Linked DNA regions of Homo sapiens: region 2 is linked to region 1. Evidence: chromatin loops called from intact Hi-C (ENCODE). Cell type or tissue: heart left ventricle. All regions are shown on one strand. Each heading gives the region's core, and the rest is flanking DNA. Links, peaks and the distances in the headings are about the cores only.

Evidence for each region. Peaks named below come from ENCODE experiments on the same cell type or tissue, not always from the same donor. Only the 100,000 strongest peaks of a DNase experiment are listed, where the experiment ranks them.
Region 2: it touches region 1 in a loop (7-fold over the local background); 23 of 110 quality-filtered maps call a loop at or near these places.

What each region holds. Positions count from the first base shown.
Region 1 is chr11:73,963,132-73,966,036 of GRCh38, forward strand. It overlaps DNAJB13 (DnaJ heat shock protein family (Hsp40) member B13), which reads left to right. Exons shown (of 8, transcript NM_153614.4): 4 at 1,747-1,904. Among named protein-coding and RNA genes, the nearest start is that of DNAJB13, 14 kb to the left of the region's middle. RefSeq lists silencers at 1,418-1,527, 1,548-1,637. In heart left ventricle, for the core only: a CTCF peak has its summit at 1,359 (motif pointing right); a DNase peak (open chromatin) is centred at 1,380.
Region 2 is chr11:74,016,797-74,019,701 of GRCh38, forward strand. All of the region lies in intron 32 of C2CD3 (C2 domain containing 3 centriole elongation regulator), which reads right to left. Among named protein-coding and RNA genes, the nearest start is that of UCP3, 9.2 kb to the left of the region's middle. In heart left ventricle, for the core only: no CTCF peak of the experiment used is centred there; a DNase peak (open chromatin) is centred at 1,845; H3K27ac peaks cover 2,144 bases.

The sequences.
Region 1 (2,905 bases), core at 207-2,706:
CCTGACCACCATGGAGAAAACCCATCTCTACTAAAAACAAACAAACAAACAAAAACAAAAAAACAAAGCCAGGCACAGTGGTGCATGCCTGCAATCCCAGCCACTTAGGAGGCTGAGGTAGGAGAATCGCTTGAACCGAGGAGGTGGAGGTTGTGGTGAGCCGAGATTGCGCCATTGCACTCCAGCCTGGGCAACAAGATTGAGACTCTGTCTCAAAAAAAAAAAAGAAAAAAGAAAAAAAATGAAAGGGGCTTTGCAGTCCAAAAATGCCATACAGTGGACCTTGCCTCCCTACCTGTCTCAGTTCAAAGGAGCCAAGTGAGTCTACAGGGCATCGCTCATTGGGAAAGGTCAGGCTCAGGGTCTGGGCTTCCTCAGGCAGTGCCCAGAAGCTATACTGCCATAGTGCTCCACCCCAAGGGTTCCTGAGTCCCATCTCCCTGCAGGGTTGAGGGGCTGGGCTTCCTGTGGACTGGCTATTGGGGTGTTTACTGCCTGGTACACTGTAGGTCTGGGTGAACAAGTGAATTCAGCAATGCAACAGGAGGACCAGAAGATTCAGGCCTCTTGATTGCCCATCGCATCTTAGAGGGACATAGTGTAGTCACCTCACCATCCCTGCCTAAGGTCATTTCACCATTCTAGCCTGTGAAGTTCATTCCATGGCATTAACCATGAGAGGCAGAATATGAAAACTCTTAACCATAGCGCCCCTCGAGTTTACAGCTTATGAGGGGCTTCCACATCTAGCGATGCGGCGTGGCACAGTGGTTAAGGACACAGGTTCCGTAGTCATATTGTCCTGTGGTTCAGATCCCAACTCTACTGCTTACTAGCTACGGGACCTTAAGCGTTTTGTTTGGGCTCCCTGGACCAATGAAATAATAATGTAAGGTTCCAAAAATAGCACCTGACGCATAGTAAGCTCTCAGCAAGTTTTAGCTCTTCATCTTAATGGTGGAAGGCAGGTCAGGCATTATTACCCCATCCCACAGACCAAGACACTGAAGCCCACGGATCACACAGCACATCAGGGGCAGAGCCAGGATGGGGCTGTCTTTGCACTGGGAGGAAGGATGGGGGCAGCAAGAGGGGTTATGGGTGCAGAGCTGGGCAGGGGCAAAAGAAATTGAGGAAAGAGGAGTTTGGGGAATGCCGGTGGCCTCTCAAATTGTTAGGGACCAACCCTTTCCCTCCCCCATCTCAGCTGACAGCTTTATAGAAACTTGAGTCTGGGGTCTTTAGCAATCTTGGGCTGGGCTGGACAGCGAAGGGTTATGGAGTCTGGGGAAGAGTAGAGAGGACTGGCAGGCTCTCACCTTCCTGCCGAGGACTACCAGCAGTCTCTTCTGGCACTCCTGAGCGCGGCCACCAGAGGGAGTGCCTCCCTTTCCTGAGACAGCCAGAGTTACGGTATCCGAGTTGTGAATAAGAGAGACGGGGAAGCGTTGGGCGGGGTGGGGGGGGAATGTCCCAAGGGGAGGTGAAGCAGTGGGAAATGGCAAAGGATGATAATCACTGCATCTGCAGTTGAAGACAGCTCCTTGGCTTGGCCAGTCTGAGAGGTGGTTATAGGATGCTGGGTGTTACACAGGACACTGAAGAGGTTGGGGAGCATATCTGGATAGGGAGGCTGTGTGTGTGTGTGTGTGTGTGTGTGTGTGTGTGTGTGTGTGTGTGTGCGCGCGCGCGCATGTCTGGGTCTCTGGATACAATTTCTCTTACTCCTCTCCCTACCTCCTGCAGAGTTTTTTGATGCAGAAGGAAGTGAGGTAGATTTGAACTTTGGGGGGCTCCAGGGCCGAGGGGTCAAGAAGCAGGACCCCCAAGTCGAACGGGATCTCTACCTGTCCCTGGAGGACTTATTCTTTGGCTGCACCAAAAAAATTAAGATCTCCAGAAGGGTGAGTACTCAGCTTGCTCCTCCCGGGAGCCACCTATCTCCTGCAGCCTAGCAGCTGCCTCCTCCCTTACCTGGGTGGGAGGACTCAGGGATGGTCTCTGATGGAATTATGGAACCTTAGATTCAGAGACCTAGGATGTTAGAATTCCGGAATCTGAAATTCGGAAGGGACAGTTGAAGACATTAGCCCGGTTCTTTCCTAGTGCAGGAGTGCCCTCTGCAGCCTTCCCAACTGGGACAGGCTCTTTCCCTTCCTTTCTTTCAGTTCAGCCCCATCCCCGTGGGAACTGGAAAGGCTCTGAATGGGAGGAGTCTCTTCTGAATTCTTCCTTCTGGGCTTTACCAGACCATATTCCCAGGATTTCATCAGGGTGCATGCCTCGTGCATAAGAAAGAACAGTGGGCATGGAGGGTGGGCTGGGAGATAGTCCCCAAGGTGACGGGTTGAGGAAGACCCTCAGTGCCTCATGTCTAGTCCTTGGCTTGGCCCTGTCCCATGGCCCAGCCCTGTGCCAGGCATAAGAGCAAGCCCCCTCCACCTTTGCCCAGCAGAGGAGATGCCGATGCGGCCATGCTTTCCACAGATGGAACCCATCTGGACATGCGACTGGGGAGTGGAAGGATCCCCAGTGGGGAATGCACTGGGGGAGGCTTAGATATGTTGACTTTCATTTCTCTCTTTGGGATTAAGAGACTTGCTGGAGGCTCAGGGCCGGGCCTCTGGGATTTGGAGAGAGGAATGGAGTACATTTTCACCATGTATCTGTTAGTGGCCAGGGCTGGAGCTGTGTGTTTGATCAACTAATGGTGACTGCTTGGCATCTCAGCCCCCAGCCCCAGTCTCATGGCATCCTCTGCCATACTGGAATCATAAGTTCTTGGTTGTCATGGCAACAGGATGGGAGTGGGAGTGGCTCAGGGCAGGCTCTCCCCATTGCTGGAGGCTCTTCCCATTGCTAGAGGATTGAGCCCAAGTACAAATCCCATAGAGCATCTTTCACG
Region 2 (2,905 bases), core at 305-2,804, 54 kb after region 1:
TAGACCTGAGGGCACAAGAAAGTTGTCAGCAGAACATGGGCTTTGTGGGAGGCATCAACCTTCCTGGGGAGGCAGGAGGAACACACATGGAAGCAGGATCGTCGTAGCTGGAGGGGCTGCAGGTGCCTTGGAGTCTAGACAGCGGGTGTCATCCATGGGGTGAAGTCCCTGGAGCGGGAACTTAAACATGAAGGTGGAATGTGAACAGACAATGAAGAGAGAGGGTATGCCACGTGGAGGTGCAGGTTTTGTGAGGAAGGAATTTTCTTTGCTAGGAAAGTGGTGGGGGTGGATAGGCTGAGCTGCAGGTATGGAGAACAGCCAAGACAAACCTATTACTAGAAGAGGGGTTGATGCTGGTTGAGGAAGTTCCAGAATGTCTGGGGGGAATTTGATCTTATTCTTCTTGGACTTCAGCGAGCTGATCTGTAAGGGCCTTCCCAGGGAACAGGGATGGGGTATTTGACGACTGTACTAGGCTGAAGGACAGAACTGGCTTTCCTGTGGACCGGGTGTCAAGCACGGCAGTAGGCCAGGGGCTTTCAGGCTGCCCCATTAAATCCTACCTCATCCATACATGGGACCTGTTCCTTTCTGAGTACCTGGACACCCAGGTCATGAACATGATAGGCCTCTCTGATAATAGATGTGTCTTAAAAGAGCCTTCAATGCTAAAGATCAGACTTTGCTGGGGAGAAAATGGAGCACGTGGAAGGTGTAAGGAGTGGTTTGGAAAGAAAATGTGGGGCTTCCTGAGGCTCTTCAAATTGAGTGGCTAACCCTGCATAAGGAGCTGGTTCTAGTCCTGGCTCTACCACTTCTTAGCCAAGCGGTGTTGGGCAACCCACCTTCTCTTTGGGCCTTGGTTTGTGCATCTGAATGGGATCAGGATGAGCAGATAATGCAAGAGGAGGCACTCTATAAACCACGGGCTTATCCCGGCCCTTGGCTCCTTCTCTGGTCTGCTCCCTGTGATGCAGACTCTTCTCCAAAAGCTCTCTCAGGAGGGCCTGGCCCTCTTCTTTGGCCTGGAACATGATCTGATCCCAGCCACTGTGTTCTAGGTTCTCTTCACTCCAGCCCCCAGATGGATTCCTCGAACAGGCCACATGCTCCCAGGGGTTGGTGGGTACAGGTGCCCCCACTTACCCCTGCTTCCAAGTATCTGAGGGACTTTCTCAGAGGACAGGCAATGGAGTGCAGTGGAAGGGACACTGGTCTGTGGCCCAACCTAACTGTCTCACTCACTCAAGACCAAGATGCTTTCTCACTCTGGGTCTCTCTGGGTCTTAGCTTCACTGTCAAGTGGATCTAAGAACTTCTGTTTGGTCTTCTTATCCAGGTCTATGCTGGGTTCAAATAAAATTCAGATATGGCCGAGGTTCTGACCAGGTATAATATCTTACAAAACACAGAGGCTAAGATGGAGCTAGAGCCAATACCAGCTGCAGACCCAAGAGCAAAATGAAGCCTTGCTGTTCTCAGACCCCATCCCTGGCAAAGGGTCAGGCCCCAAAAGTCCTGAGTAGAGCTGGGGTACAGGATCTCCTGTACTGAGGTAAGCAGTGCTAGACCAGGCAAGTTCTCCCCGCCCCACTGTCTTCCCCCCTTCTTTGGTAACAGTGAGCCTCTGGTCTGGGATGAGGGCTAAAGTTCTGTTCTTTTCCACAGTAGCCCCTTTAAGTGACATAAACATTGACTCAGGAGCTGAAAACTGAAAGTAAACAGCCGCCTGGGTCTGGCTGGCTAGGTGGACCTGCCAATGGATTGCTGCATCAGAGGCCGAGTGAGGGCTCAATATAGCTGCCTGCCTTGCTCAACTTTCACCCCTTTGGCTGGCTGCCTTTCCCTGGGGTGGCTCTCAGAGTCTGGCCTGGACTAGAACTTCCTTGATACTACAGAGAGCAGCAAACTCAGCAGCCACAAGTAGGAGCAGAGGGGAAGTGAGGACAAGGCACTTAGACTAGAGGCCCAGCCCTGAGAGGCAAATCCCAAATCTGACCTGCTCAGCCCGGCTGCCGCATGGCTCTGGTCTCATGCTCTGAGCTCACCCTCCATGCCTAAATTAGAGGTCTGGTCATGTGGTTCTTATTACCGATATGCTCCCTCCGTGCCACACCCCACCTGATGCCACCCTCTCCTTACTCCAAGAAGCCTTCCCGGACAGGCCCATTCTACAGGGCCTACGTCACTCCCTCACCCTGGGCCTTAGTCTATGCTACGAAGGGGCCTGACTAGGGCAAGACTCCTCAACCCTTTTTTTTGTTTGTTTTTTTAAACAGGGCCTGGTTCAAAAGATGATCCTCAATCTTCTGAACCCAAGCTCTGCCAGAGAGAGGGCTCCAAAGTCCAGGTTTTGAGAGGGAAGGGTTAAAAGTTATACTCTTACAAGAAGAGCTCCTGGCTCCTCCTGGACTCTGGCCTCAGAGTGGCTCAGGCAACCTGAGACTAGCACCTGCCCAGCAGACCTATGAGCCCCTTCCTAAAAAGTGTCTGCCAACTTGCAGTCTGGGCCAGGGTGGCGCCAGCCAATTTTGGCTGTTTCTCCTGACCTCTATACACCCGTGGCCAAGTTGCTTATCTTCTAAAAGCTCTGTATGGCCTTTATCAGAGATACTTTGACCTTTAGGTCTCTCTTAGGCTCTGCAGAAAGCTAGGGACTTGGTGGTTTAATGAAATGAGGCAATAGGTCAGGACCTCTTGCCCCAAGAGGGGCAGCTCAGCCGTCAGGCCTGGACCACAGGCTGAGAAGAAACCCAGGATCAGTAAGTTCCCTCAGGCCCCCTACTGATCTGATCTGGTGGCTTTGTGGAGAGCTGGGATTCTCTACCAGGACTATTTATCTTTCAGCTGCTTCTGGTTTGTGGAAAGGAAACCAAAGGATAGATTTTTTTTTTTCAGACAC